6 separate regions of the Homo sapiens genome follow, and all the other regions are linked to region 5. A link is a loop called in an ENCODE intact Hi-C map of the cell type or tissue named here. Cell type or tissue: heart left ventricle. All regions are shown on one strand.

Region 1 (5,000 bases), 270 kb after region 5:
TTTGTTGTTGTTGTTCTTGATGGAGATTAAGATGCCTCGAATTGTCTAGGGTGTTCTGTACTTAGAAAGTAACAGCTCTAAGTAGCTTTCCTACATTTTCTTTTTTTTTTTTATTAAACAGATATCTTTGGTTTAATGCAAAAGAACATTTTACAGTTGTACAATCATGTTCTGGTGGTTTGATTTTTTACAAGATATTCCAAAAAAAAGGACTCTGGAAGGTTTTCATTGAGGATAAATTGCCATAATATGATGCAAACTGTGCTTCTCTATGATAACTATAATACAAAGGTTCCATTCAATGCAGCATATACAATAATATAATTTAGTCTAACACAGTTGACCCTATTTTTTGACATTTCCATTGTTTATAAATACACATGGGGAAAAAAAAACCCTATATGCTTACAGTGCACCTAGAGGTTTTTTTTTTTATAACAGTCTCTTTTTGTTTGTTTGTTTTGGATTCTTTAAATATATATTATTCTCATTTAGTGCCCTCCTTAGCCAGAGTCTCATTACTGCTTCATTTTTGTAATAACATTTAATTTAGATATTTTCCATATATTGGCCCTGCTAAAATAGAATACAGCATCTTTCATATGGTAGGAACCAACAAGAAAACTTTGCATTAACTCCCTTTTTACACTTTATGGTAAGTAGCAGGGGGAAAATGCATTTATAGATCATTTCTAGGCAAAATCATTTCTAGGCAAAGCTAATGACCAACCTGTTTCTACCTATATGCAGTCTCTTTATTTTACTAGAAATGGGAATCATGGCCTCTTGAAGAGAAAAAAAGTCACCATTCTGCGTTTAGCTGTATTCATATATTGCATTTCTGTATGTTTTGTTTGTATTGTAAAAAATTCACATAATAAGCCATGTAGTGATGTAATAGAGTGTGGGGGCTTCAATATTCCACAGTCGATGTACAAGAGTAGAGTATGTTTGGGAAGAAACTTTTCAACTTGAATTTGCCTCCTCTATGATGACATCTCTTATATGCTTGTGCTGATTTTCTAATTTAAGAGATACCATATCTCTCTATTCATTTCTATCTCTCATTTGTATGCTTATTTTTCTGAGAACAATTTTTTTTTTTTTTCCAGACAGGGTCTTGCTTCGTTGCCCAGGCTGGAGTGCAGTGGCACAAACGCGACTCACTGCAGCCTCAACCCTCTGGGCTCAAGCAGTCCTTCTGCCTCAGCCCCTTGAGTAGCTGGGACTGCAGGCATGCACCACCACGCCTGGCTAATTTTTGTATTTTTTGTAGAGATGGGGTTTCATTATGTGGCCCAGGCCGATCTCGAACTCCTAAGCTCAAGTGATCCACCCACCTCAACCTCCCAAAGTTCTGGGATTACAAGCATGAGCCGTCATGCCTGGCCTCTGAGAAGTTTCTAACTCATTCAGATTAGGTATACTCTCAAGTCCCTGGAAACTGAATTTTTTAACTGGAAAGAGAGTGGTGTAATTTCTCAAGATCAAATGATGTAGATTTTAACATAATACATAATTTAAGTGTAATTAATGTAGCCCAGTTTATTATCTTGAAATGTTTTACCCTATTTACTTTTTAAATTAATGACCTAAGCAGAGGGAATAATTATAAGTCAATATCAGAGATTGTTGTTTGGGTGTTTTTTATTTATTTTTTTCAGTGTTTGTGTTGAGAGATTGGGTTAACACCTCTAGCCAAAAATGTTTGGTTTTAGGGAGGCTAAGAACAACCTACTGAATTTGGAGAATGCAAAGGTAAAAAATTTATACAGACTGCCTGCCTAACTGATTAAGTACTACTGCTTCTGGGAAATATTATTTCAAAATTGTATATATTATAATAACAGATTTCTAAGACGCATTCATTATTCTACCATCCTAATGAAAACTTCAGAAGTTTTTATCCATGGCATGCCCAGGGTGTCACCTGAATCTGATGTAGGATCTATATAACTTTACTAGGTCTTTTTATTGTTGACTCCAGTCTTAAGTATATTAGAAGGCTCGTTTTGCTATTTGGTCTGTGGATTTCTGAAAGGATCATTCACAATACATGTAAAATTCAGGTAGGCCTAAGGAAAGGCCAGCCTGTAGAAAGCAAAACGGCAGTGTCTGTTCTCCACTGTCAGAGGCATTATGTAATTGAAGTATCCTGTTAGCCACTGTCTTTCTGCTAATAAAGTGGGGCTGAACAAGTTAGCACTAATAATACCAGTGAACCACTTGGGCACCTTGTGGGTAAAGTTTTGCTGCCACCTAGTGGAATGGGATATCATTGCTTCCTTATCAGGTTCAGAAGCAAGTTGTGAAGTTGCTAATAAAATGGACACAGAGCTTCTTTCTGTGTAGCTCAGGCTGTAATCTTGAAAGCTGAGGAGATACAGACCCATGCCTCTCACACTCATTAGCTGGGTGTCACCACTACCACCTGCACATTCTGACCCACCACATCTTAATATGTTCTGTCCTCTTGGAGAAATTAATCTAGGAGTAGAAGTCAGAATATGGTAGGTGAGGGGAAGAAAGGAAAGATGGCTTGATAGCCATGAATGCATCAGGAGCAAAATGTTGACTCAGAAAGTTATCTAGATCACAGCCTCCAAACCTGATGTTGTTTCCTTATGAAAATATTTTTGAGTGTCCATAGTTATATGTATTGATATCGGGGAAACTGCCCCAATATTCATGTAGGTTCTTTTCTATTTTCCCTAAGCATTGGCCAGCTTCAGAAATAAAGGGACAGAGTACAAAAGAGAGAAATTTTCAAGCCGGGCGTCAGGGGGAGACATCGCATGTCAGTAGGTTCCGTGATGCCCCACAAGCCACAAAAACCAGCAAGTTTTTATTAGGGAGTTTCAAAAGGGGAGGGAGTGTGCAAATAGGTGTGGGTCACAGACATAAAGTACTTTACAAGGTAATAGAATATCACAAGGCAAGTGGAGGCAGGGTGAGATCACAGGACCACAGGACTGAGGCAAAATTAAAATTGCTAATGAAGTTTCAGGCACTGTTGTCATTGATAACATCTTATCAGGAGACAGAGTTTTGAGATCAACCATCGGACCAAAATTTATTCGGCAGGAATTTCGTCTTCCTAATAAGCCTGGGAGCGCTATGGGAGACTGGAGTCTATCTCACCTCTGCAGTCTCGACCATAAGAGACGACCACGCCCAGTGGGGCCAGTTTAGAGACCTACCCCCAGGTGCGCATTCTCTTTCTCGGGGATGTTCCATGCTGAGAAAAAGAATTCGGTGATATTTCTCCCATTTGCTTTTGAAAGAAGAGAAATATGGCTCTGTTCCACCCAGCTCACTGGTGGACAGAGTTTAAGGTTATCTCTCTTATTCCCTGAACAATTGCTGTTATGCTGTTCTTTTTTTAAGGTGCCCACATTTCATATTGCTCAAACACACATGCTGTACAATTTGTGCAGTTAATGCAATTATTACAGGGTCCTGAGGCGATATACATCCTCCTCAGCTGACAGGATTAAGAGATTAAAGACAGGCATAGGAAATCACAAGGGTATTAATTGGGGAAGTGATAAGTGTCCATGAAATCTTTACAGTTTATGTTTAGAGATTGCAGTAAAGACAGGCATAACAAATTATAAAAGTATTAATTTGGGGAACTAATAAATGTCCAAGAAATCTTCACAATCCACGTTCTTCTGCCATGGCTTCAGCCGGCCCCTCCATTTGGAGTCTCTGACTTCCTGTAACATATTGATCAATGAAAATATGTGTCAACAAATGTACTGCTACACTATTATGAACATTATGTAATAAAATTTGAAAGAGTAAAACAAAAAGGTTAGTTCCTAAGCCCCAATGAAGTATTACTCTACACCTTGGAGGCCATCGATCGATCTAAGTAGTATGTGGATAGTTAATAGTTACTGTTGAATCACCAAGGAAGGTCCTAGTGAAGACTGCTGTGGTGTCCTACTTGATTTGAAAGAAAAATTTGCCACACCAGTAAATTGAAGTCCTTTCTAATTAAAAGCTTGCAAATGTAAGTCCTTATACTTCATTCAGAATTTTACCTGCCTCTTTTGTTATAACAACTTCCCATAACTGTCCTGTTCCAGATGGTAACCTAAGTAGTTACATGTATTATCATCATTTAATCCTTAATAGATAACAATTGGATAAGTTATCTGTTAATATAACTTAATATGTTATCTAATAATTGAATAAGTTAGTAAACATTTTAAACCCTCAGTTTCCTCATCTGCGAAAGGATGAGGAAACTGAGGGTTTAAAATATTTAGTAGCTTATTCAATAGGTGGTAACTGGCAGAACCAGAGTTTGAACTGGTCTTGGTGACACCAGGGCCTGTGTGTAAATCTTATGCCTTACTAGCACCTAGTCTGCTCACTGCCACATTTCTGAAGCATGATCTACGGAGTTGTTAGCACAGAGCAGATGCTCCCTGATTAAGAGGGGCAGCTGGCCACCAGGCAGCCTGGAGAAGCAGAAAGCACCGGACACACTAATTGTCTCAGTTTAGACCCCAACTCTGTGAATTGGGCATGTAACTTTTCTGAATGTTTCCTCAGCTATAAAATGGGCCCCATGCCTTTGCTGTTTGGAGTGAGGATTACATTGTGACTGGAGTGAGGATTACACTGTGACTGCACACATTAAGGTGTCCGGACCTTGAGAATGTGATAATCTGCTGGGGTCATGACAGACCAAAAAGTATTATTTCTTCTCAGTTTTAGTGACAGTTTATTTTTAGGAAGTGTGCATAGTGCCATGATAAGTCTCTGGATCTGCTTCTTTGTGCACAGAGATAGTCTTTTGAAGTTAATTCCATGGAAATAAGGTAACTTTGGTCAAAAGAGGAAAGGTGTTAGTAATTGGAGTTATAAAATACGTCATTCTTTGTAAGTAATGCCGAGATGGTTTATCATCTTTAAAGTCTCTCATCTTTAACAAAAACTTTTGCTGCTTTTCAAGCAAACTTGGTTCCTGTAATTTGGGATTCATC
Region 2 (5,000 bases), 590 kb after region 5:
CCTCACTGGCCCTTTTGCTTTTCACGCCCAGGGCTCAGTGGCCCAGGAAGTGTGCTGGGCAGCCTGTTCTTACTCCAGCTCAACCCATTGGGTGTTGGCTGTTTTTGGTTTTAGTTGTTGTTTTGTATTTTGTTGTTTTAATTAATAGGCTTTATTTGTAAGAGCAGTTTTATGTTTACAGAAAAATTAGGCACAAAGGGATTCCCATATCCCTCCTCTTCTTTGCATATTTCCCCCTCTAATTAGCATGTTGCATTAGCATGGCACTTTGTTACAACTGATGAACTTGTATTCATTATTAGCTACAGTGTTCATAGTTTATATTAAAGTTCACTCTTTGTGTTGTGCATCCTATGGGTTTTGACAAATGTAGAATGACATGTATCACCATGCTACAGAATCATTCAGAATAGTTCCTCTGATGTAAAAATGCCCTTGTGGTGGGGCATGGTGGCTCGAGCCCGTAATCCCAGCACTTTGGGAGGTGGAGGCGGGCAGATCATTTGAGGTCAGGAGTTCGAGACCAGCTTGACCAACATGGTGAAACCCCATCTCTACTAAAAGTACAAAATTTAGCCAGATGTGGTGGCGCATGCCTGTATTCGCAGCTACTTGGGAGGCTGAAGCACGAGAATTGCTTGAACCTGGGAGGTAGAGGTTGCAGTGAGCTGAGATCATGCCATTGTACTCCAGCCTGGGCAACAAGAGCGAAACTCTGTCTAAAAAAAAATACCCTTGTTCTCCATCTATTCACCCATGCCTCCCTCCCCCTAACCCGTGACAGTCACTGCTCTTTTCACCATCTCCATAGTTTTGTCTTTTCCAGGGTGTCGTTTGGTTGGAATTATAGAGTATGCAGCCTGTTCACGTGAGCTTCTACCCCTAGCCACATGCATTTAAGGTTGCTCTGTGTCTTTCTATGGTCTGATAGCTCCTTTCTTTTTCCTGCTGAGTCATGTTCCGCTGTGTGGAATTGACCTGCCTCCCTTGGATTGTTTCTGTGCCTTCCCCGGAGCTTCCTCTCACCCCAGCCCCAGCTCCACCCACAAATGCGGCATTTCTGAGTCCACCTCTTCCATTCTCCCTCTCCATTCTTTTCTTGCTTCTCCATCTTCCAAGATTGTCTGAGAAGGGGCCTAACTGCGAAGGACTTTGTTGGAGAAGCCAAGGGAAGTCCCCTGCTGCTGAACCGGGGCTGGGAGGGGAAGAAGGGATTAAGTACAAGAAAAGCTCTTCCAGTCCCACAGGCGCTGACTAGGAGCCCACGGCATTCTCCCTGCTCTCCCTATCATAGGAGAACCGCAGGCAGCCAACTGTCCCTTCCACGCCCCAATGGAACCTCTCTCCTCTCCTGCCCATTGTCTACCACAGATCAGAGATGGCTCTTTCTATGCAGGGGTGGGGACCCAGCCATCTCTATCAGCTCTGCCGGCACTGCAGGGGTGACTGACTAGAGGCGGGAAGCCCTCCTGGGCCTCAAATAACTAGGCCCAAGCTTTGACTCCCTCATGGCTGCTCTAGGGACTGCAAGGGAGGACACGGGCTTGGCCTTTCCTAAAGGGCTGCTTTCTTTCAAAGTCAAGGGGATGCTATTTTCTTCTTTGTGTTTCTTTGGTTCTGACATCAGAATTCTCCTCAGTGCAGATAACATTGCCCTCTGGAATGGGTGAGAATCCTAACACCTGGGTTTTCGGTTCTGCCCAGCGTGGCTTAAGTCTCCACCTTAAGTGAATCTCACCTGAGACAGCTACAGGGTTTGTTTTCTGGGGAGAGGAATTAATGACTTGAACAGCACTCACGGGTCTTAAACTTAGCATACAGTTTCAAATAACCCATGCCCCCACTTATTGACCCCTTACTGTTCTAAGCACTTCATACTTTAAACTGACTTCATCCTCAGAACAGTGCAATCAAGTTGGTCCTATTATCTTTCTTCTGTTCCTTTCACAGAGGAGGAAACTGAGGCATGGAGAAGGTAACCAGGCTAGGGCTGTACAAGGAGAAAGGGCAGAGCCAGAATGCCTGCCCACCAGCGTTGCACTTCTACCAGCACGCCCTGCACCCAGAGGCAAAGTGCCTCTGCCTGGGCTTAGTTGGACATAAACTCTTACACCACAGACAGAGTGGGTGGCACTTCTCCCCTGAGGACCCCGGGTGTGTTGTCACTGCTCCATGGCTACATGCCCAGGATTTGGAGGCAGCAGGCCTGGCTTCTGTCCCAGCTCTCTGTGTCATAGCTGCTGGCCCCTGCACGTTCAAGATGTCTGGCAAAGTCCCAGTTTTCTTGTCTATTAAGTGAGGACAAAACCTCTCTGAGAAGGTTGTGAAAAACAAACATCTGCCCAGCTCTCAGGGCATCTGACTGCAGGGCCAGTGGTGTGACACTGCAGGGAAGCCATTTGTTTCAAATGCTCTGACACATCATAAGGGCTCACTAAGTGGCAGCGTTTCTAAAAATAATCTTTCACTGCTTATTTCTTAGTGTTTACATTGTATCCCCAGGCTCTCTCTGCTCCTTCCAAGCTTTGTGGTTTCCCAATAGCATGGAATTCTATACTTTCCACTGGTCAATTTGGGCCCTCGGAAGTAGGGACCCCTGGGCCAGTGGTACCTGTCACATGCACACTGATTATTAAGAAAAACCCAGAGGCTCTCTCAGGGCCAAAAACCGCTGCTCCCAGGCTCCAGCTGTTCCTGGTAGAGAAACTCAGTGGGAAACTCAATAAAGCTTCTCTGGGGACCACACACACACAGCACCTTGGATTTACCATGAGCACAAGGACAGGAGGCCACTGGGTGAATTCCTGTGGGGAGGGACAGCCAACATTCCCTGGGATGGTCACTGAATTTGGCAGGCCCAGCCTCTCCAAGGAGTGTCCGCAGAGCAGCCTGCATGAGCAGACACATTGTGAGTGGTGTTGTGAGGGGCTTGGGAAGGGTAGGTCATGCAGTCAGGGGGCAGGTCATTGTGCTTCTAGAGGAATCAGCCGGGAGAGGATTGGAGACGACTTAAGAGCTCGTGCCTCGGCATGATCCACCACTGCATCCTGGAGAGAAAACCCCCCTGAGAGGGGCAGTGTTTGCCAAGGGATGCTTTGTTGGTGCAGGAATTGAGGTTTGAGGGTGAATGAGCAAAGGTGTTGGCCATGCAGAGTTGTGAGGATGTGTACACAACGACACGTGCTCATGTGTGCACACCAGATACCCTAGTGTACTGTGCTTCATTAATGGGCTTAAGCAGCCTGAGGCCTGTTGGATTTTCGGGGTGCCGGCTGACAAGTCCTAGGGCTGGGCTGGTGCAAGGCTGCATTAGCAGTTCAGTGCCTGGAGATGTTTTCTTGGGCTTGATTCCTACTTCTCCCCCCTCAGTAAAGGAATACTTGGATGTTTTACTTTGAAATGCTTTAAATAAGGACAATCCAATTCAGTATGGCCTTGAGGTGTGATTTCTAAAGTGGTTTGGATGGAGCCATCACTTGGATCTGAGTGGCTCGTTGGTACAGAACTCTCTCTCTGGGCCAGGCTGGAAGTTGCAGTGAACCCTCATTCAGAGCCTCTGGGACCAGGCTGACACTGGACACTTCCTTCCTAGGAACTTCATGAATAGCACCTTCTCCAGCCTGCCCACTTAGCAGCTGGCTGGTTAGAATAAATTAAGTAAGTGAAATAAGGGAGAGAGGAAGGGGGAGGGGAGAGAATGATCAAAGCCCAAGCATCCATCCATCCAACTCATATTTACTGAAGGCCTAATGTGTGCCTGACACTTCACGGGATAATCCCTTTTGTGTGAAGCTTACAGTTTAGCAGGGAAGACAGAATTCATTATTCATAGCTATTGACATTATTACAAATAACAATTATTAAAAAGCCATCTGAAAAAGTTGCATGGAAATTTAGGGGGAAAAAAGCCCCGATTTAAGATAAATAATCCAGTTCAGTAAACATTTTTAAAATTAGGACCCCCCCCCAAAAATGGTGCTGACTCCTGAAATGGAGGCCACATGTGTTTGAACAAATTAAAGGCCACCTTGGATGAGCGTAGCATGCGAGGCCCGCTCTCCCGTGCTCCCACTCTTTCATGCCCCCACGCTCCCACTCTCCTGCGCTCCCATGCTCCCACTCTCTCACACACTCGTGCTCCCATGCTCCCCCTCTCCCATGCTCCCATGTTCCCACTCTCTCATGCTCCCGTGCTCCCCCTCTTCCATGCTCCCATGCTCCCACTCTCTCACGCTCCCATGCTCCCCATCTCCCGAGCTTCCGTGTTCCCATGCTCCCACTCTCAGGCTCCCATGCTCCCCACTCTCACATGCTCCCATGATCCCATGCTCCCGCTCTCTCACGCTCCCATGCTCCCCGTCTCCCGCGCTTCTGAGCTCCTACACTCCCATGCTTGCCAAGCTCCACCATTGTGCCGTGTGCTGTCGTCCCTGTTCCTACCATGTCTTCTCACAAAACTTTCAGGATTAAGCAATTCCTAGCCAAGAAACAAAAACAAAATTGTCCCATTCCCCAGTGGATTCAGATGGAAACTGGTAATAAAGACAGGTACTGGCCGGGCGTGGTGGCGCACACCTGGAGTCCCAGCTATTCGAGAGGCAGAGGCAGGAGGATTGCTTGAGTCTGTGAGTTCCAGGCTGCAGAGAGCTGTGATGGCAAAAACCATCAGGTACAACTCCCAGGAGAGACACTGGAGCAGAACCAAGCTGGGCCTCTTGGGAACTGGGTCTGAGATACGCACATATTGATGCAAGATCCCTAGTGTCTGACCTCATCAAGCCAAAAACATTACCACTATTGGGACAGTTCAACATATTTTATTAGGGAAAGGATTTTTCTCTTTGTTCCTATGCTCTGAACTTGTAGTTTGGCTTAGTAATAAATATGTAAGACTTTTTTTGAGCTGCTAAAAGAATAAAGTTCTCCACAGGACTCGTAGAGAGCTATGCAGGCAGAGGTGGGCTGGAGTCAGCTCCTACTTGCTCATAGGAGCTGATTGT
Region 3 (5,000 bases), 280 kb after region 5:
CACTGGGGGCATGGGTGCAGGTGCCCACTCTGCACCAGACACGCACATACACTACGCTTCTGCCCTCCAGGACCGCGTGGCCTCAGAGAAACAGGCACGAAGCATCATGAGAGGGACGCTTTTTAGCGCAGGGTCACAGTCTGCAGAAAATCAAGCGTGGTCAAAATCAGTGTTCCCTTCCGAGGGCCCAGTAAAGACTCAAACCCTCAGGCTTCCGTCCCCACGTCCTAAGTGGCACTGGACCCCAGCCTGGGCTCTACGTGTCCCCCGCCCGCGCTGGCCACCTCCGGGTGGACCCTAGGATTCCGTAGCCGCCCCCTAGCCCCGCGCCTGTGGGTCCCTTCTCCGTGGGGCCTCTGGTCTCTTAGGGTCGCCGGGGGCTGGAACCCATGGGGCCACCCTCCGAGGGTCAGCAGCGGCCGAGGCCGTTGCCACAGAAGGTGGCAGCACCTCCTTGCGGGTCGCGAGGAGTGGGCTCCCCCAGGGGGCTTTTGGAGCGCGACCCTGCGACCCACGCCATTCAGCAGTGGGATTTTATTTTGTTTCAGAAATACTCCAGGGCCGTCTAGTCTCTTTCTCTATTTAGGGAAGAGGTTTAAGAATGTTACAAAAGCAACAGACGCCTGAAACAGAACGTTACACCCCAGCATGAAGAAAGCACCCACAGAGTGTGCTTCCCCCAGGGGTTAAGCATAGAATCTCCCCGTGGCCCGCAGTCCCCGAAGAGTAAGGCAAGGACCCAGCGGATGGAGGGGCAGTACGGCACTGTTCCCCAGGGCCCGCGAACAAACGTTAACAGGCTGAATGGTAAGCCAAACGTGGTATTCCCTGCTATGGAATGCTCTTTAGCCTTAAAAAATGTGAGTCTGATGCGTGCTGCCAGGTGGGTGAACTGGGAAAAACTTAACTAAAAGTGAAAGAAGCCAGACACGAAAGGACAAATACTGCATGAGTTCACAATGAAATATCTAGAATAGGCACATTCACAGGGACAGAAAGTAGGTTATGGCTTACCTGGGGCTGGAGGGAGAGGAAAATAGAAAGTTATTGCTTAATAGGTACAGAATTTCTGTTTGGGGAGATGTCATGCCTGCTACTGAATTGTAAGTTAAACATTGGTTACATGGCAAATTTTATATAATATATTGTTTCCCATAATTTAAAAAATAGTGAAAACCCATTGCGTTTACTCCTCTACCTCCCATTCACCTCTTTTAGGCCAGGGGCAATTGAATGACTTAACTGGAGTCATGCAAATGGAAGGCACAGGATTTGAGCCCATCGCAAACCCAGCAGGACCAGTGAGGCACAGCGTCCCTCTGAGCAGCCAGCAGGCGCCTGGGCCTGGAGGGGCTGCACCCTCACACCCCCTCACATCCCTGGGAACACCATAGGTTACTCATCAACTTCCTCATTCTTCTCCCTGTGCTTTCTTTGGCCTGGGCCTGGTCTGGGCCTTAGGGTGCTGGTCCCAAGCTTCCCCAAGTCAGGGAGTGACGGGACTATTCTAGAATCCCATCCTGTCTGTTCCCTGCCCAGGTCAGCACAACAAGAGGGAGACTCTGGTAGCTTCCCAGAGACCCCTCTCTCCTCCTTAGCAGGTGGGGGCAGGAGTCAGGCCAACGTGGTCCCCTCATCTCCAGGAACTTCTCCTGCTTCACTGCAGCCCCTGCCTGTGCCCTGTCCCTCTGAAAGCACAAGCTCACTCTCCTCTCCCACCACTGGTCCTCACCCACTCCTGTCCTCACCTCAGGGCACCAGGCCCCAGGTCCCCACGCTTGGCCTCACCTCCCACCTCCTCAGATGTGTGCATTGCCCAACAGGCACATCAGATGCCGCTTAGGTTGCTAAAGCTTTGGGAGGCAAAAAGCTTGAAGTTTGATACTGTTTTAGAAAAAGACATCAAATCACTTATGGGAAACCAGGATTTGTTGACCTTCATTGCACCTGTGTAGAGTTTAAGCTGGTTTTTCTTTTGAATTGGATAGGTGGGTGGTGGTGGCGCTCATCTTGCAGGGCTGACAGCCCCTATACATGTTGTTCTGGCCCTGGCCAGCCTGCATGCGGGTCAGTCCCTTCTCCAGCTTCTCACTTACTCTCACCAGGGCCTGAACATCACAGGGAGGCCAGGGCATGAGAAGAGCTGGAGAGAGGAGAAGGTGGGAGAGCCCTTCAGTCTGGAGTTTGCTGACTGTGGGATGGGGTGCGGGGCAGAGTGCAGGGCACAGATGGGAATGCTGGGGAGGGGTGGGACTGGGCCAGGGAGAAGCACAGGGGATGACAGATCACCCTAGGGGTTCCCATTTTGGATAGTGGTCAAGGACCACAGACGGCATCAACTCCCTGATGGCTACAGAGGGGGAAGATACAGGCCTGTCCTCAGAACATCAGCCTGGCCATTGGAAGTGGAGCACTGGATTAAGAGTCCCCAGTGACCTCATCATGTCCTTGATGGATGTGGGACCTCTCTGGAGAAAGGCAGTGTCGGCTTGGGTTTGACAGACACTCATGGAAGGACCTCCATGGGTTGTGACTGCACACACTGGGCTCACCATGCTTATTTTGACCACATGGACAGCCTGTTGGTCCCAGCTACTCAGGAGGCTGGGACAGGCGGATGGCTTGAGCCCAGCAATTCAACTCCAGCCTGGGCAAGACCCTATCTCTCAAAAAATATAAATAAATTAATAAAAATATGTCAACACTGTCTGGTAGGTGGTCTGGTTATGGGAATGGGGGTGTGAGTGGAGGCCTTTGAGGCCCCTCCCTGTGCCCTGTCGCCTTCTGTCCATTTAGAGGAGTGTGTATGTGAGGAAGATGAGGCAGAAGAAGCCAAGTATGGGCCCCGACTCCCCTATCAGGTGGGAGAGCTGGGGACATAACTCCCAGTGGGCACCAGGAGGCAGTGCAGCCCCAGCATCAGGCCCTTCCCACAGGGGAGCCCTGGCTTCAGCAGCTGCAGAGGCAGTAAACTCCTGGGGCTAGATCAACGTTTTTGGATTTTAAGAAGTAAAAGACGTTTTGAGGGTCATGAACTTGGTGCAGGTCTTTGCAGTACCAGGTGGACAAACCTCATCTGGGGAAAAAATCGTGAGACCAGGTTCTGCTCTCCAGCTCTGATGAGAAAAGCAAGTTTTCCCTCCTCTCTTTGCCACAGTTTCTCTACTTATCAGATTGAAATGGTGTCTTCCCCACCTACTGCTCAAAGATCTCTCGTGCCATTGATGTGAAACACTTTTCCCATGTTCAAGGTGGCTGGCCTAGTCATTGGCATCCCTGTGGCAAAGAAATGTACCAACGTTATGCCTTTACAAATGGATTCATAAAGAGTCCGTTTTTTTTTTTTCAGGCTGGGCACGGTGGCTCAGGCCTGTAATCCCAGCACTTTGGGAGGCCAAGGCGAGAGGATCACTGAGGTCAGGAGTTTGAGACCAGCCTTGCCAACATGGTGAAACCCTGTCTCTACTAAAAATACAAAAATTAGCCTGGCGTGGTGGCACGCACCTGTAATCCCAGCTACCCAGGAGGTTGAGGCACGAGAATCTCTTGAACCCAGGAGGCGGAGGTTGCAGTGAGCCAGGATTGTGCCACTGCATTCCAGCCTGGGTGATAGAGTGAGACTCGGTCTTAAAAAAAAAAAAGTCTGTTTTTTGGAATTAATTTTCCGTAGATGGAAAGATGCAGCAGATGCGTGATGCTCTGGCTTCCATGGCCACAGATGGCCCGGAACAGTCACTAGCTAGTTTGTCCTCAAAAGAAGTGAGACCCGCAGAGAGTCAAAGTCATCAAACCTGGCCTGCAGGAGACCTCAGCAGCACCTGGGAGCCTCTCAAGTGCAGGGGTGGGGGACAGTCTGTGGCTATCCACTGCTGAATGTCCACTGCTAGGGCCTTCCCTTTACTAGAAGTTTCTATCGCTAAAAAGCAACAATCTCTCAAAGTGAGAGGAGGGAGAAGAAGGATATGAATTTCTGCGTGGCCAACCTGACAACATTTTCTGAAAGAGCTTGGGTCTGTGCAGTCTGAGGAAGGCAGTGAGGCCAGCACAGGACAAGACAACCACAGGATGAATTCCTAGAGCCAGGTTTTGAGCACATCCCCTGGGAGGGGCAGGCAATGCATGCTGGAATAATCCAGTGAGGCCATACTTGCTTACTGAGAGGAAGACTTTGCAGGTAGATGCGACTTTCTAATAGGGCATCAGGTTCTAAAAGTCTATTCCGCCCAGATAATTTATATGAATCTCAACCATGTGCATCAGGTAGGTGCCAGTTCTCACTCGATCCTGAGAAAGTTCCCTAACTTGTTTTTTTAAGAGTCAAATTTCTTATTTGGAGAACACGGATGATTGTCTCTACCTCATGGCATTGTGGTGAAGATAAAATGAGATTATATCTACCAAGCGCCTAGCAGAGCATGTAGGATGCAGTATAAGCTCAGTAAATGTTAGTGTGGCAGGTTGCTGGGTGAGCGACTGTGAAATTTTGGTTGTTTAGTTCAGGGGTCTTTGTTTAAGTGCTTCTGGTAATCCTTGTTGGGTGGGGGCAGAAGAGTGGGTTTGTGGTTTATTAGGGAAAAATGAAAGGTATTTTCCTTCTTCCAGGAAAAGAGCCAGACTTTCCTGTTCAAGGTCTTGACCCCTGTTCCAGCCCCACTTATAGCCAAAAGTAGGAATGAAGATGGCCTTGTGGTTTTAAGGCTGATGCCCTGTCATGGCAAAAAGAGGCAGAACGGATGCCTTGTGTTGTGGAGACTCGAAAAGGGGTGGTGGCCTGAGGCTGTCATCTGTCTCCTGAGGACTGGAGAGAGCCAGCCTTCCCTTCGGCATGGCCTCTGAGGAGAGGTCAGCTGTTGCATACTGTGGGGCCTGCGCAGGCCCAGTGGGGAGGGCGGGGGTGGCCTGGAGCCCTTCTCCTTGGCACTGCCCCGCCAGATGCAGAGGGGAGGCTCAGGAGTGAGTGCTGTGGCTGAGGCTGCAGAGCTGCCCAGGTGGCGTGCAAC
Region 4 (5,000 bases), 180 kb after region 5:
GGAATCAAACATTTGGAGAGAAGGCCAGTCACTTTTATCGGAACGTCAGATGGTCATGGACCCTCAAGAATGATTGAAGAAATTTGTAAGCCCAGTTAAAACATCCACAGTCTTCTTTCCTCAGTGCAAAAGTTGCCCTTTTTGATATCTCATATTTAGAGTAAAAAAATTTCGTTAATAAGAGATCCTCTTTACTAGTTTTGTAAGGAGTTTTTTGTTTTCTTTTTTAACCTGCTATCTTAAATTATTAAGGGTTAAGTAAGGAGTTTTAAATACCAATAAAATCTTAGTTATAACACCAAGCCTCAGAAGTACTTCCTCTTGGCAATAGGTTTATTGTATTGGTTTAATCTGATACTTAATCTTCTGTATTATAGTAAGCTGAAACCAAAATTGAGATTTGATTGTTTTATCTGTTTGTTGCTATTATTTTTGAACTTCGTTTTTTTTTTTAAGAGACAAGGTCTTGCTATGTTGCCCAACTGGCCTCAGAATCCTGAGCTCAAAGTGATCCTCCCACATCATGCTCCTCCCACATCACGTCACTATAAGCACACACCACTGCCCCTGGTTTATTTTGAACAATTCTTTAATTTTTAGGATATTGTTTCAGGTAACTGTCCTTATTGGCAATTTTCCCATCAGTGACCTGTGTACCTTGTTCCCAGCTCTCTCTATCATGCCCAGGCAACTTTTACTTGCTGAGCTGGGGCTTTAGAACTTACCCCTTAAAAATACGCACCGGAGAAATTGATTTGCATCTCTCTTTTGTAGTTTACCCCTCTACTCCCAAGTAATATTCCTATTTGTGATACATTCTTTAAAAATAAAAGTAAAGAACCTGAAAGTTCTTGGCTCCCTTTTTCATTTTGGTTACCTTAAGATTTTTTCTAAAGTGATTCTCCCTTCACTCACACCACTGAATTTTTTAAATGTATTATAGAATAAATATATTTTTTACCAATAATAAGATTTCCCCTTTCAGAATTTCAAAGTTGTTTCTGGAGAGTTCATTTGTTAGGTTTACATATCTATTTCTGAGGATTAAACTACAATAAGGCAATAATAGAGTACACTTCTCTGTCATGCCCTCACATTGAGTGTACTATGTTAGTGTTAAATCTCAAAAAAATTGATCTGTTTTGCATTTCCTCTTCTTGTTTTTACACCCCAAGTTCCTGTGAAATATTTTTTGAAAAGACTAGGTTTAGTGGAAATATAACATATGCGGTCTGCTTTTTTCTTACAGTTGAAAATGGTGAACATTGTGATTTTACAATCCTAAGAAATATGTTGATAAGGTAAGTGCAAGCAATGATGGAAATAGCATAAGATTTTCTTTCCCTAAGTAAGAGTTGGACAGATTTACTTTTTGCCTTCTATAAATGTAGCTAATTTAAATTTATATCTTCAGTCTAGCCATGAAGTAAACACTACATATAGATGATTCTTTCTCCAAGGTTTTGAAGTCATGAGCAAAAGTTGCAAAGTAATTTGTCTAGGGATACATAGGAAAATTAGTCTCTTTATCATTATACTTTGTGTCGAGATTTAATACTGAAATAACTATGGAAAGTGAAGTAGAAGAGGCTCTTTTTTCTTAATGTGAAAACCTTGTGAAAACTATATAAGAGAAGGCTAGTTTTTGAGTCCAAAGCTAGAATTTGAATGTTAAAAGGTGCACAGCCTGGTAGCTGGTGAGTAGGGCACATTTTATGTACTGGAACATAGTGAATAAAACCAGTATTCCTACCAGGTGAGAAATCCCTAAATTGTGTCTTACACACCTGCTGAAAGAGAAGGAAAGCCTATGGGAGCAGGACATCGAGGCCATCCTGATTAGAGGACCAGGACTGTAAAGAGGATCTCTTACTAATGAATTAGAAAAGCAGCAGCAGAGAGGAAATCATGAAGAAAAAGTGTAATAGGACTAGAGATGTTAGTAGACAAGGAACAGAAAGGGCATCAAAATGATCCTCAGTATTTTCATGTTGAGACACATTCATTCCCCTCCCTACCTGACTCCGCATTTCCCACTTTTCTCTCTTGCTTCTCTACACCTTTACCACATACTCTCTTTAACCTTCAGTTTTAGATGTCTGTCTTTAGTTGATATCTATTAATTTTCATACCTCTACCCACTTTCCCAAAACATAAGAATCTCTTTTGCTGTGTAAAGAAAGGTAGTTACATAAATATGGATAATAGTTGGAAATCATGGAATAACAAGAGGTCATTCTCAAGGTGAGAAGTGAGGGGGAAAATTTAAGACAGTCAAACTGCTACCTCAAGAAATACAATAGAGGTGAGAGTGAATTTTGAAATTAAATAAATGGCATGTAATTGATCTTTATTTTCAAAGGAGCAGGTGTTCTTGGTAGGAACTACATGATAGGTTTAATTCAGCAGTTGAGGTTGCCAGGCCTCACTTAGTGGAGAAGAGCAAAAGCACGAGAAGGTCATCTTCTGGGTTTTGAGAATACAACACTTCAGGCTCTATTATGAACCATTCCCTTCCTCTTCCATTCTTAAGGTGTGACTTCAAAAGAATACATATTAATAATATAATCTGCTATGACAGTATATAAGTAGAGAATGTTTAATAAATACTAATTTACCATTGCATTCCTCTTGTTTTTAAATCTTCTATGGTACTTGCCTAGTGCTTGACACAATGGCATTCTATAACTTTTTCTTGTGTATTTTAAAAGTATACAATCAATAATTTCCTACATACCTAAAACACTGTAGAGGGGAAAGCTAGTTACTGAGCCAGAGGCTACTTTGTTGAGATGGAGTCTCACTTTCTTGCCCAGGCTGGAGTGCAGTGGCACGATCTTGGCTCGCTGCAGCCTCCACCCAGGTTCAAGTAATTCTCCTGCCTCAGCTTCCTGAGTAGCTGGGATTATAGGCATGCACCACTACACCTGACTAATTTTTGTATTTTTAGTAGAGACAGGGTTTCACCGTGTTGGCCAGGCTGGTCTCAAACTCCTGACCTCAAGTAAACCACCTGCCTCAGCCTCCCACAGTGCTGGGATTACGGGCTTGAGCCACCACACCCACCCAGCCCAGAGGCTACTTTGAATATTCGAAGGTTCACAGCCTGGCGGCTAGTGAGGGACCTCCCTAGTATAAGCATTACAGAGCAAATTGACCATGCCTGCAGGAAGATTTAATACAGCAGAGCAGCAAGACTTTTATGCCTAAAAATTCTAAAGTTATTATTAAAAAGATGTGTATTTAATTTAGCTCATGTCTTTAAGACAAAGCCATCTAGTGGATATTTAATAAATACTTGAAGGAAGGAAATAAAATACCAATACCAATATTACAGATGTCTGTAAATCCCAAATAATTGAAATCTTGCAGGTCAAAGGAATAGTGATTGCTTCTAAGAAAGAGGCAAGTTCAAAGAAGTTCTCTTGCTAATTAAGAGAACTAACTTACTCCAGGCAAACCAAGGAAGACGATGGAAAGGAGGAAAACTATACAAATATTTTCAGGGTGTGGATATGGGTGTTTCAGAAATCAAATGGGGAAAGAAAACAAAAGGAGAACAGAAAGAGTTACGATATCAGCAATGGGAAATGGAAGAGACAAATTCCTGAAACTGTGGGGAAACTATTGCTAATTAACAAATTATTTTGAGAATGGAGGAGTGGGTTGAATCATAAAATGATAAAGTATATTTAAATGGAAATAAAGACTTTCATAACCTGAAAAAATCAGAATTATGTAGTCGTATAGAAGACTTTAGTGATTTTAGTGAAAAGAAAAATTATTCATTATCTAAAATATTAGATGACACTAACAAAAATAACTTAACAATTAGTAAATTCACCTTACTTTTATCTTACACATTCATGCAAACATTTCATGTAAGTTTTCTTCCTTAGGACCTTTAACGATTTTTCAGTGATGCAGTGATGATATGTAATATATAATAAATAAAATCAGGCCAGGTGCAGTGGTTCACACCTGTAATCCCAGCATTTTGGCAGGCGAAGGTGGGAGAATTGCTTGAGCTCAGGAGTTCAAGACTGGCCTGGGCAACATGGTGAAACCTCGTCCCTACTAAAAATACAAGAAATAGTCGGGCGTGGTGGTGCATGCCTGTAGTCCCAGCTACTCAGGAGGCTGAGGTGGGAGGATGGTTTGAGCCTGAAAGGCAGAGATTGTAGTGAGCTGAGATCGTACCACTGCATTCCATCCAGCCTGGGCAACAGAGCGAGACCCTGTATCAAAAAAAAAAAAAAAAAAAAAACGGAAAAGAAAAATTAAATAAACATTGTTTTATATTGGCATAGGTATTTGTTATTTTTCTCCACTTAGAGAAACTGGTTCCAAAAAGTGTTTATCATATCTCAGCTTCAATCTTGAGTTATGAATTCTGTTAAAATTCCTATCATCTGCTATCTGCATTGGGATGCAAAAGGTAATGGCATGTTCCTTGTAAAGGGGATCTTACAGTTGAAGAGATATGATGTCACCTGTGACGTATACTTGTACCAAAAATGAATGACAACCAAGGAGGAAATGGTCATGGTTGGAATGCTTTGATGTCAAGGCTGGGAAAAAGGTTTCCAAAGCAATTAAGTCTTTGACGAGAGATTGACAAATTAGCATGAACTGTTCAGTGTCAGCCGCCAGATATGCCAGGAGTAGGGAGCTGCCTGACTTGCCTGAAGTGGAGTGGTAGAACTTCAGAAGTAACTATTGTGGCTATAAGAGAACGTGAATTTATTGAGGGACAGAGTCTGGGAGATGAGATTTTTGGAAAAACCAGACTTAGGACTAAGGGGAGTCAACTATCAGAGAATTGCATGGAAATGTCAGTACGAAATGAATCAGAGTAATTGAATATCACATTTTGTTCCCAAAGGGGGAGATTCAAGAAGCTGGATTGTGAAGTAACAGTAAAGGTTCTCTGGTTGTAAGGAATGATAAAAACAGTACAACAATACACTTTTTTTTTCTTTTTAAGACGGTCTCTTGCT
Region 5 (5,000 bases):
TTTAGAGATGGGGTTTTGCTATTTTGGCCAGGCTGGTCTCAAACCCCTGATCTCAGGTGATCTGCCTGCCTTGGCCTCCCAAAGTGCTGGGATTACAAGGGTGAGCCACCACCCCTGGCTGGTAATGACTTAAGTCTGTCTCCCTCACTAGACTATGTGCTCCCTGAGGCTAGATATTGTGCCTTAGCCATTTCAATATCATTGTTGCCTAGCACAATCCTTTTTGCAGAGCAACAATAAATATTACGGACTAAATTATAATACTTAGTTTACAGAGGGAAATGAGCTGTAGGGAAGTTACCTGCCTAAGTTCGACAGTTAGTAATTGATAGAGCTGTTGATACTAAAGCCCTTGACTCCTTTCTTTCTTTTCTTTCTTTTCTGTCTCTCTCTCTCTCTCTTTCTCTCTTTCTTTCTGACAAGGTCTCTCTCTGTCACCCAGGCTGGAGTGCAGTGGCGCGATCTCAGCTCATTGCAACTCCGCCTCCCGGGTTCAAGCAATTCTTGTGTCTCAGCCTCCCAGGTAGCTAGGATCACAGCCATGAGCCACCACGCCTGGCTAATTTTTTTTGTATTTTTAGTAGAGATGGGGTTTCACCATTTGGCCAGGCTGGTCTCAAACTCCTGGCCTCAAGCAGTCCACCCGCCTCAGCCTCCCAAAGTGCTGGGATTACAGGCGTAAGCCACCGCGCCCGGCTGCCCTTGACTTTTATTCACAGTATTTCTATTTAAGAGCATGCAGTTCTATAGGGTTTTGTATGCCCATTTTACATCCTCTATCTTGTGAGCAATAATAGTAATATGTCTGGGAGAGTCTGAGCCACATTCAGGAGGAGATTTGGCAAAAAGAGTTAAGGAAAAAGCCACAGAAGCATCATGGGTACAAAGTTTAGAAGCAATGGGGGGGCATCGGTCTTTACACATCTGTTAGGAATGTCATGCAGCTAAAAGCAGCATCCCTGATAAACCTGTTTGGTATCTACTCGGCAAAACGGAGAAAACCCATAGGAATTTCAGCATTGTACCTGTCTTGTCTCTTGTACACATTCCTCTCTCATTTAATGGTTGGTCATACCAGAGGCCATTTTCCTGCTAACTCCTTCTCCGCCAAACTCAGTATTTTAATGTACTAGTTGTTATTGCACATATAACTAGAATCTTCTATAATTATTATATGTTTGTAGCTTTTCTCTTGTGTCTGTGAAAGTCATTCTTTGGTTAACATAACCATCTTTTATTCACTTTCACCCAAAATTACAGTTCATAGCATACTTCAGGAAGGGAAAATGTTGAGGCATCCTCTTTATAAACCACCTAAATTTCTAAGGATGCCAGGGAATCAATGGTGGTAAATAAGCTTAAAGAAAGAAAAGAAGTCTCAGCTTAACTTGAGACTCAATTTTGCTCAGATTCATTTGAGAGATGACACTTTTTGATTCCCACCATTTATATATATATTAGTTTCTTTTTTCCTTTCACTCTTTCTTTATTTTTGTTTCATTTTGTTTTGTTTTGTTTCTTTTTTGAGATGGAGTCTCACTCTGTCACCCAGGCTGGAGTGCAGTGTCACGATCACAGCTCACTGCAGCCTCATCCTTCTGGGCTCAAGTGATCCTCCCACCTCAGCCTCCTGAGTAGCTGGGGCTACAGGCGCATGACCCCATGCCCGGCTAATTTTTTTTTATTTATTTTTTGTAGAGATAGGGTTTTGTCCTGTTGCCAAGGCTGGTCTTGAACTCCTGGGCTCAAGCCATCCACCCACCTTGGACCACAAAATGCTGGGATTACAGGCATGAGCCACCACAGCCAGCCTAGTTTCCAGTCTTTTCATATTTCCCTTAGAATCTCCATTTTGTATACACAATCTCATTTTTACTTATCATGAACAAAAACCATTTTTAGATTGCTGTTTCATAGGCTTTTAAAAATCAGGTATGGGCCGGGTGCGGTGGCTCACGCCTGTAATCCCAGCACTTTGGGAGGCCGAGGCCGGCGGATCACTTGAGGTTGGGAGTTCGAGTCCAGTCTGACCAACATGGAGAAACCCTGTCTCTACTAAAAATACAAAATTAGCTGGGAGTGGTGGCACATGCCTGTAATCCCAGCTACTTGGGAGGCTGAGGCAGGAGAATTACTTGAAACCAGGAGGCAGAGGTTGTGGTGAGCCATGGTCGCACCATTGCACTCCAGCCTGGGCAACAAGAGCGAAACTCCATCTCAAAAAAAATTATATATATATATATTCCATGCATTAAGAAGAATTTCTAGAACTATATAAACCAAAGTGTGGAGTGAAATTGTAGTGGGCATTTTATTTCTTTTTGTTTATATTTTCTACTTTTTCTAAGTGAACTCATTTTACTATTTTGATTAAAAAAAAAAGCTATTTAAAAGAAATTTTAAGTTCATTTATTCCTTCATTCAGTAGCAAGTCTTGGCATTATTTCTCAGTTTGAGCCTTTTAAAAAATAATAATAAAATATACATTTTACAAGAACAACCAGATTCTCTTCATAGCCCTTACATTTTGAACTAATGTATTTTATTTGTTGACAGTTTGGGTGAAGTCAGAGAGACATTTTCAAGTTTAAATTTCAAATTTCAAGTGTTAATTTCTATATAAAATCCTTTCCTAAATCAAAATTTTTACTTCAATAAAATGGATCTACCTTTATGTTTTGAAAAACTATGATTTTTAAAAATGAATTAGGCAAGATTGAATATTTTTCTTTTACTGTATTTTTAAATGTTGCTTATTCACAAATCCTTCCATCCTTCAGATTAAGGCCTAATTTGTGAGTAATATTCAAGTCATTAATTTCACAATTACTATTACATTATTAAATTTCTATTTAGAGGTACTTAGTGTCATATTTTCAAAAGGAAATAGACACATCTAAAACAAGAAACAGGAAACGCAGCATGAAATGTACCATTGCGGTGGTTAACCACAGTAGCCACTGGGTGTCTCCACTGCTTCACACCAGTCACTATCTCTGATGGAAGTTTCCAACGAAAACAGGAGATGAAGAGCAAAGCTTTATTTACAGAATTCTTAATTAGGAACTGATGCAGCATTTACATGCCAGACATTTTATTTAGAAACAGTTCTGCTCATGTAGGCAATATTTTCTTGCATTCTTTGATAACTGGGCATTTGATTTGCCAAGGAGAGGAAGGGAAACATTTATTATTTTTCTTAACATCCTATCATTTCCTATTCCAATTTTTAAATCGGAAACAAAGATTCTTCATTTGCGACATCTTGGCTATTTTCATAGCTACCATTTTCAGAGTTCTATAATGAAATAACTCTACTAAAAGCAAGAAAATTTACCACTAGACAGGAATATGGTATGTTTTCCTTTTGGAAAAGTAGAAAACTATATTGCTGGTAGCTTTCTACCTCTGAGAAATGTCACTGTGCCCCAAAAGAGCTAGTGAATAGAAGAAAAAGACAGGAATCAGCCACAGAGTAGTAGAACTGGCCTCTGGGTAGGTGATCTTTAAAGTTAACTCTCCACCAGGCAGGGTGGCTCACGCCTGTAATCCCAACATTTTGGGAGGAGGTATGCAGATCACTTGAGCTCAGGAGTTCCAGACCAGCCTGGGCAACATATGAAACCCCATCTCTACTAAAAATACAAAAATTAGCCAGGTGCGGTGGCGCACACCTGTAGTCCCAGCTATTCAAGAGGCTGAGGTGGGAGAATTGCTTGAGCTCAGGAGGTTGAGGTTGCAGTGACCATGTCACTGCACACCAGCCTGAGCAACAAAGCTTGTCTCAAAAAAAAAAAAAAAAAAAAAAAACAACAAAAAAAAAAAACTAACCATTCCTGGGATTGCAGATCTAAACCTTGGGACTGACTATAATTTAGAAACTTAACCTCAGTTTATATTTCTAGATGCCATTAAATTTGCAATTTGTTCATTTAGGGTACATTTTTTTCTTCATCTTGCCTTCTTTTAGTTTAATTTTTCCACTCCAAACCTACCGCTTTCTTCTGTGTTCTCAGTTTCTTCTGCCATCTACCATTCCCATTTTTATTTTTCCTTCGCTGCCCCTTTTCATTTGCTTGGTTGAGTAGATAAATTTTGAATGAAAGTCATTGTTTTTCAAAAATCCTACCTTAGCCTCAAATCATTCCATCAGAAGAAAGGAATTCTAGAAATTTAACATAAATAGTTCAAAGTTTAAGATGCTCCCTAAACACAAATACAATTGCATACGTCCCCTAGTATTCACTGTGATATAATAAACTGACTATATAACTGATTTACTTATCTGCTTAAGGAAACTAATGAATGGTGGAATCAGAAGAACAAACTTCGAATTCAAACAGCAACAAAATTATAGACAACATATTTTTGATTCTACAAACTACAAATAGAGTAGCCAAACACAGAACTTGGTGTAGGTGACAGAACTTCAAGACGGAAAGTAGAATTTAAATATCAAGTTCACATTATCAGGAAAAGATATAGTTATGAGTTAAAGAATACATTGTTTTAAATATTCAAATAAATGAGGGGGAAGAAGTAATATAAGATTATGGATCCCAGATTTGACATTAATTTCATATCATGTACTTAATTCACAGAGTTCTCTGCAGAAGGGGAAAGGATTAAGGAATCTCATAGGTGATCAGGGAGAGAGTGGATCTCAGCTATCTTCTACCAAGTGAAGACAGATCCACACAAAACCCTACATAGCCTTCTGCAATTTGCTATTTTTACCTAACATTTTATTTTTAAGATTAAATACTACATTTATTTTTTTTAATATAGTAATGCTACATTTACCATCAGTCTTCGTTCGCTTTAATTTAGACCTGAAGCTCAGTTTTCCCTATTTTTGCTTGTTCACTGCACAGTCTGGCCACATAAAAATTTACATCTACTGGAGAAAATGAAGGATTGCAGACAATTTCTTGAAATGCAGCTATGATTTTAATCTTATCTGTTTAGCATGAAGAAACAGATTAAGAAGAAAGGCATAT
Region 6 (5,000 bases), 200 kb after region 5:
CTTGATGGAGATTAAGATGCCTTGAATTGTCTAGGGTGTTCTGTACTTAGAAAGTAAGAGCTCTAAGTACCTTTCCTACATTTTCTTTTTTTATTAAACAGATATCTTCAGTTTAATGCAAGAGAACATTTTACTGTTGTACAATCATGTTCTGGTGGTTTGATTGTTTACAGGATATTCCAAAATAAAAGGACTCTGGAAGATTTTCATTGAGGATAAATTGCCATAATATGATGCAAACTGTGCTTCTCTATGATAATTACAATACAAAGGTTCCATTCAGTGCAGCATATACAATAATGTAATTTAGTCTAACACAGTTGACCCTATTTTTTGACACTTCCATTGTTTAAAAATACACATGGAAAAAAAAAAAACCCTATATGCTTACTGTGCACCTAGAGCTTTTTTATAACAACGTCTTTTTGTTTGTTTGTTTTGGATTCTTTAAATATATATTATTCTCATTTAGTGCCCTCTTTAGCCAGAATCTCATTACTGCTTCATTTTTGTAATAACATTTAATTTAGATATTTTCCATATATTGGCACTGCTAAAATAGAATATAGCATCTTTCATATGGTAGGAACCAACAAGGAAACTTTCCTTTAACTCCCTTTTTACACTTTATGGTAAGTAGCAGGGGGGGAAATGCATTTATAGATCATTTCTAGGCAAAATTGTGAAGCTAATGACCAACCTGTTTCTACCTATATGCAGTCTCTTTATTTTACTAGAAATGGGAATCATGGCCTCTTGAAGAGAAAAAAGTCACCATTCTGCATTTAGCTGTATTCATATATTGCATTTCTGTATTTTTTGTTTGTATTGTAAAAAATTCACATAATAAACGATGTTGTGATGTAATATTGTGTGAGGTCTTAAATATCCTACAGTCGATGTACAAGAGTAGAGTATGTTTGGGAAGAAACTTTTCAGCTTAAGTTTGCCTCCTCTACAATGACATCTTTTATATGCTTGTCTCATTTAGAATGCATATGTGCTGATTTTCTAATTTAAGAGATACCATATCTCTCTATTCATTTCTATCTCTCATTTGTATGCTTATTTTTCTGAGAACATTTTTTTTTTCCCCCAGACAGGGTCTTGCTTCATTGCCCAGGCTGGAGTGCGGTGGCACAAACACGACTTGACTGCAGCCTCAACCCTCTGGGCTCAAGCAGTCCTCCTGCCTCAGCCCCCTGAGTATCTGGGATTGCAGGCGTGCACCACCACGCCTGGCTAATTTTTGTATTTTTTGCAGCCTCCCAAAGTTCTGGGATTACAGGCATGAGCCGTCATGCCTGGCCTCTGAGAACAGTTTCTGACTCATTCAGATTAGGTATACTCTCAAGTCCCTGGAAACTGAAATTTTTTTTAACTGTAAAGAGGGTAGTGTCATTTCTTTTCTTAAGGTCAAGTGACATAGATTTTAATGTAATGCATAATTTAGGTAAGAAATTAATTAATGTAGCCTAGTTTATTATCTTGAAATGTTTTACCCTATTTACTTTTTAAAATTAATGACCTAAGCGGAGGGAATAATTATAAGTCAATAGCAGAGAGATTGTTGTTTGGGTGTTTATTTTTTTCAGTTTTTGTTTTGAGAGATTGGGTTAACACCTCTAGCCAAAATTGTTTGGTTTTAGGGAGGCTAACAATAACCTACTGAATTTGGAAAATGCAAAGGTAAAAAATGTATATAGACTGCCTGCTGAACTGGTTAAGTACTACTGCTTCTGGGAAATACTATTTCAAAATTCTATGTATTATAATAATAAATTTGTAAGACATTCATTATTCTACCATCCTAATGAAAACTTTCAGAAGTCTTTCTTTATCCATGGCATGCCCAGGGTTTTACCTGAATCTGATACAGGATCTATATAACTTTACTAGGACTTTTGATTGTTGACTCCAGGCTTAGGTATATCAGAAGGTTCTTTTTGCCATTTGGCCTGTGGATGTCTGAGAAGATCATTCACAATACATGTAAAATTCAGGTAGGCCTAAGGAAAGGCCAGCCTGTAGAAAGCAAAATGGCAGTGTCTGTTCTCCACTGTTGGAGGCATTATGTAATTTAAGTATCCTGTTAGCCACTGTCTTTCTGCTAATTAAGTGGGGCTGAACAAGTAAGCACTAATAATACCAGTGAACCACTTGGGCACCTTGTGGGTAGAGTTTTGCTGCCACCTAGTGGAATGGGATATCATTGCTTCCATATCAGGTTCACAAGCAAGTTAAGTGGGCACAGTTTATTTCTGTGTAGCTCAGGCTGTAATCTTGAAAGCTGAGGAGATACCCATGCCTCTCAGACTCATTAGCTGGGTGTCACATTACCACCTGCACATTCTGACCCACCGCATCTTAATATGTTTTGTCCTCTTGGAGAAACTAGGAGTAGAAGTCAGGATATGGTAGGTAAGGGGGAAAAAGGAAAGACGGCTTGATAGCTATGAATGCATGAGGAGCGAAATGTTGACTCAGTTATCTAGATCATGGTCTCCAAACCTGATGCTATTTCCTTACAAAAATATTTGTTGAGCATGTGTCCATAATTATATGTATTGAACAATGAAAATATGTGTCAACAAATGTACTGCTACACTAATGTGAACATTATGGAACAAAATTTGAAAGAGTGAAATAAAAGGTTTACACTTTCCCCAAGCTCCAATGAATTATTACTTTGCACGTTGGAGGCCATCGATCTAGGCAGTATGTGGATAGTTAATAGTTATTGTTGAATCACCAAGGAAGGTCCTAGTGAAGACTGCTGTGGTGTCCTACTTGATCTGAAAGGAAAATTTGCCACACCAGTAAATCGAAGTCCTTTCTAATAATAAGCTTGCAAATGTAAGCCCTTGTACTTCATCCAGAATTTTACCTGCCCCTTTTGTAATAAAAACTTCCCATAACTGTCCTGTTCCAGATGGTAACCTAAGTAGTTACATGTGTTATTTAATCCTTAATGATAACAATTGGGTAAGTTATCTCTTAAGGTAACTTATTAATACATTATCTAATAAATGAATAAGTTAAACATCTTAAACCCTGTTTCCTCATCTGCAAAAGGATGAGGAAACTGAGGGTTTAAGATGTTTAGTAGCTTATTCAATAGGTGGTAACTGGCAGAACAAGAGTTTGAACTGGTCTTAGTTACACCAGGGCCTGTGCTTAAATATTACGCCTTGCAAGTACCTGGTCTGCTACACTGCCACATTTCTGAAGCATGATCTTCTACAGAGTTGTTAGCACAGAGCAGATGCTCCCTGATTAAGAGGGGCAGCTGGCCACCAGGCAGCCTGGAGAAGCAGAAAGCACCAGACATGCTAATTGTCTCAGTTTAGACCCCAACTCTGTGAATTGGGCATGTAACTTCTATGAATGTTTTCTCAGCTATAAAACAGACCCCATGCCTTCCTTGCTGGTTTGGAGTGAGGATTACATTGTGACTGCACACGTTAAGGTGTCCAGACCTCGAGAATGTGACAATCTGCTGGGGTCATGACAGACCAAAAAGTATTTCTTCTCAGTTTTAGTGACGGTTTATTTTTAGGAAATGTGCATGGTGCCATGGTAAGTCTCTGGATCTGCTTCTTTGTGCACAGAGATAGTCTTTTGGAGTTACTTCCATGGAAATAAGGTAATTTTGGTCAAAAGAGGAAAGGTGTTAGTAATTGGAGTTATAAAATACACCATTCTTTGTAAGTAATGCCGAGATGGTTTATCAGAGTCTCTCATCTTTAATGAAAACTTTTGCTGCTTTTCAAGCAAACTTGGTTCCCATAATTTGGGATTCATCCACAGAATGTTCAAAGTTTAGTGTCAGCCATTTTCAGCAGAAAATAGAGGCTGACAATTTCCTGTGTTCTTTAGAAGACTTTGAAAGCTTCATGGGAAGAATGAAGACTATTCTTGGCCTGAACATTTGCCCCATGGGGTGCTGGACCCAGCCAAACAGCCTTGTATTGGCAAAGGAGGGTCAAGTGAAAGGAGACCTTGTTCTGCGCCAGGCTCTCAAAAAGGGTAGCCTGAAACCCTATTGGCCACACGGAACCTCTTTTAGATGCTGTTTGTGGACCTGCCGAAATCGAATGCCACTCAGGCTTTCTGAAACCCTATGGGGGTGGGAAGAGGCAGTAGCTGACACCTCTGAGAGCAGAGGTTTGTGAAGATGTGGCATAGATGAGGAGGCTAGCAGAGGGGGGGTAGTCAGACACTACCAACAAACTTCCTTTTTGTTCTCTTTGTTCTCTCTTCGAGGTGGGCCACCCCGCTTAGCTCCCTTTTGTCCAAGTGTGTTGCAAGGGAGCAGCATTTCACCGGGAGATTTGCACGTAAGTAGAGCACAGATTCCCCTGGGTGAGGGGCTGGCTCTCACCCAAGTGTGGGGATACCAAACTAACTTGTTCTGGCAAAGGCATACAACTTTTTTACCCCTCATTTAATTCTGTTGTCTTTGAATTTTTAATGATCTCTTTCATATTTAAATATATGCTGTACTCTAGCGTAGCACAGAAAAGTTCCCTGTGTCTTGGATAAGCCAGTAGTTTTAAGCAACTTGGCAAATGGTGAGTGAAGTAATGAGCACTCTGGCATGGCCCCTGGTGTTAATGTGAGCTGTTTTCCCTGCATTTCAGAAGTCGGAATATATCGGTGGGACATAATAGGAGCTGTCCAATTTTTTTTTCCTTAGGGATAACTCTCAATGTGATTATACAAATCTCTGGCTTACCCTGATAAAGTTAAAAAACAAAACTAAATGTTGTATTCAATATTTTGGGAACACAGTTCTCTCACCCAGACACAAATGAAATCTTCCTTAGACCTTTTTATTGCTGGGCAGAGGTGCCAGGAACTCAAATTGGCATTTTCTCAAATCTCCACCTCATTAGTGCCTATTTAGACCCCATCCCTAAGAGTCAGGTGCTTTGGAAGATGGAATGGAGGCCGCTGATAAAAATCCACTTTCTGTAGTCTCCATTCAGGTATGATTG

Evidence for each region. A loop is a pair of places that touch in the nucleus more often than their neighbours do. Peaks named below come from ENCODE experiments on the same cell type or tissue, not always from the same donor. Only the 100,000 strongest peaks of a DNase experiment are listed, where the experiment ranks them.
Region 1: a loop joins it to region 5, with 7 times the contacts of the local background. A loop is called at or near these places in 38 of 110 quality-filtered maps.
Region 2: it touches region 5 in a loop (4-fold over the local background); 17 of 110 quality-filtered maps call a loop at or near these places.
Region 3: a loop joins it to region 5, with 2.9 times the contacts of the local background. A loop is called at or near these places in 38 of 110 quality-filtered maps.
Region 4: it touches region 5 in a loop (4-fold over the local background); 3 of 110 quality-filtered maps call a loop at or near these places.
Region 6: it touches region 5 in a loop (21-fold over the local background); 106 of 110 quality-filtered maps call a loop at or near these places.

Annotation. Positions count from the first base shown.
Region 1 is chr7:35,973,795-35,978,794 of GRCh38, forward strand. It overlaps LOC107986734 (a long non-coding RNA gene), which reads right to left. Exons shown (of 3, transcript XR_001745010.1): 3 at 3,632-3,719. It also overlaps the pseudogene SEPTIN7P3. Among named protein-coding and RNA genes, the nearest start is that of SEPTIN7, 180 kb to the left of the region's middle. In heart left ventricle, a CTCF peak has its summit at 2,278 (motif pointing left); no DNase peak of the experiment used is centred here.
Region 2 is chr7:36,301,190-36,306,189 of GRCh38, forward strand. EEPD1 (endonuclease/exonuclease/phosphatase family domain containing 1) reads left to right here. Exons shown (of 8, transcript NM_030636.3): 8 at 1-349. Among named protein-coding and RNA genes, the nearest start is that of MATCAP2, 64 kb to the right of the region's middle. In heart left ventricle, no CTCF peak of the experiment used is centred here; a DNase peak (open chromatin) is centred at 2,182; H3K27ac peaks cover 1,107 bases.
Region 3 is chr7:35,982,451-35,987,450 of GRCh38, forward strand. The region is part of intron 2 of LOC107986734 (a long non-coding RNA gene); the gene reads right to left. Among named protein-coding and RNA genes, the nearest start is that of EEPD1, 170 kb to the right of the region's middle. RefSeq lists a silencer at 2,826-2,875. In heart left ventricle, a CTCF peak has its summit at 2,898 (motif pointing right); a DNase peak (open chromatin) is centred at 2,911.
Region 4 is chr7:35,884,579-35,889,578 of GRCh38, forward strand. SEPTIN7 (septin 7) reads left to right here. Exons shown (of 14, transcript NM_001788.6): 10 at 1,250-1,301. Among named protein-coding and RNA genes, the nearest start is that of SEPTIN7, 86 kb to the left of the region's middle. In heart left ventricle, no CTCF peak of the experiment used is centred here; no DNase peak of the experiment used is centred here.
Region 5 is chr7:35,706,683-35,711,682 of GRCh38, forward strand. No RefSeq gene overlaps it. Among named protein-coding and RNA genes, the nearest start is that of LINC03013, 7.3 kb to the right of the region's middle. In heart left ventricle, a CTCF peak has its summit at 2,963; no DNase peak of the experiment used is centred here; H3K4me3 peaks cover 401 bases; H3K27ac peaks cover 321 bases.
Region 6 is chr7:35,904,441-35,909,440 of GRCh38, forward strand. It overlaps SEPTIN7 (septin 7), which reads left to right. Exons shown (of 14, transcript NM_001788.6): 14 at 1-2,670. Among named protein-coding and RNA genes, the nearest start is that of SEPTIN7, 110 kb to the left of the region's middle. In heart left ventricle, CTCF peaks have their summits at 2,193 (motif pointing left) and 2,392; a DNase peak (open chromatin) is centred at 4,341.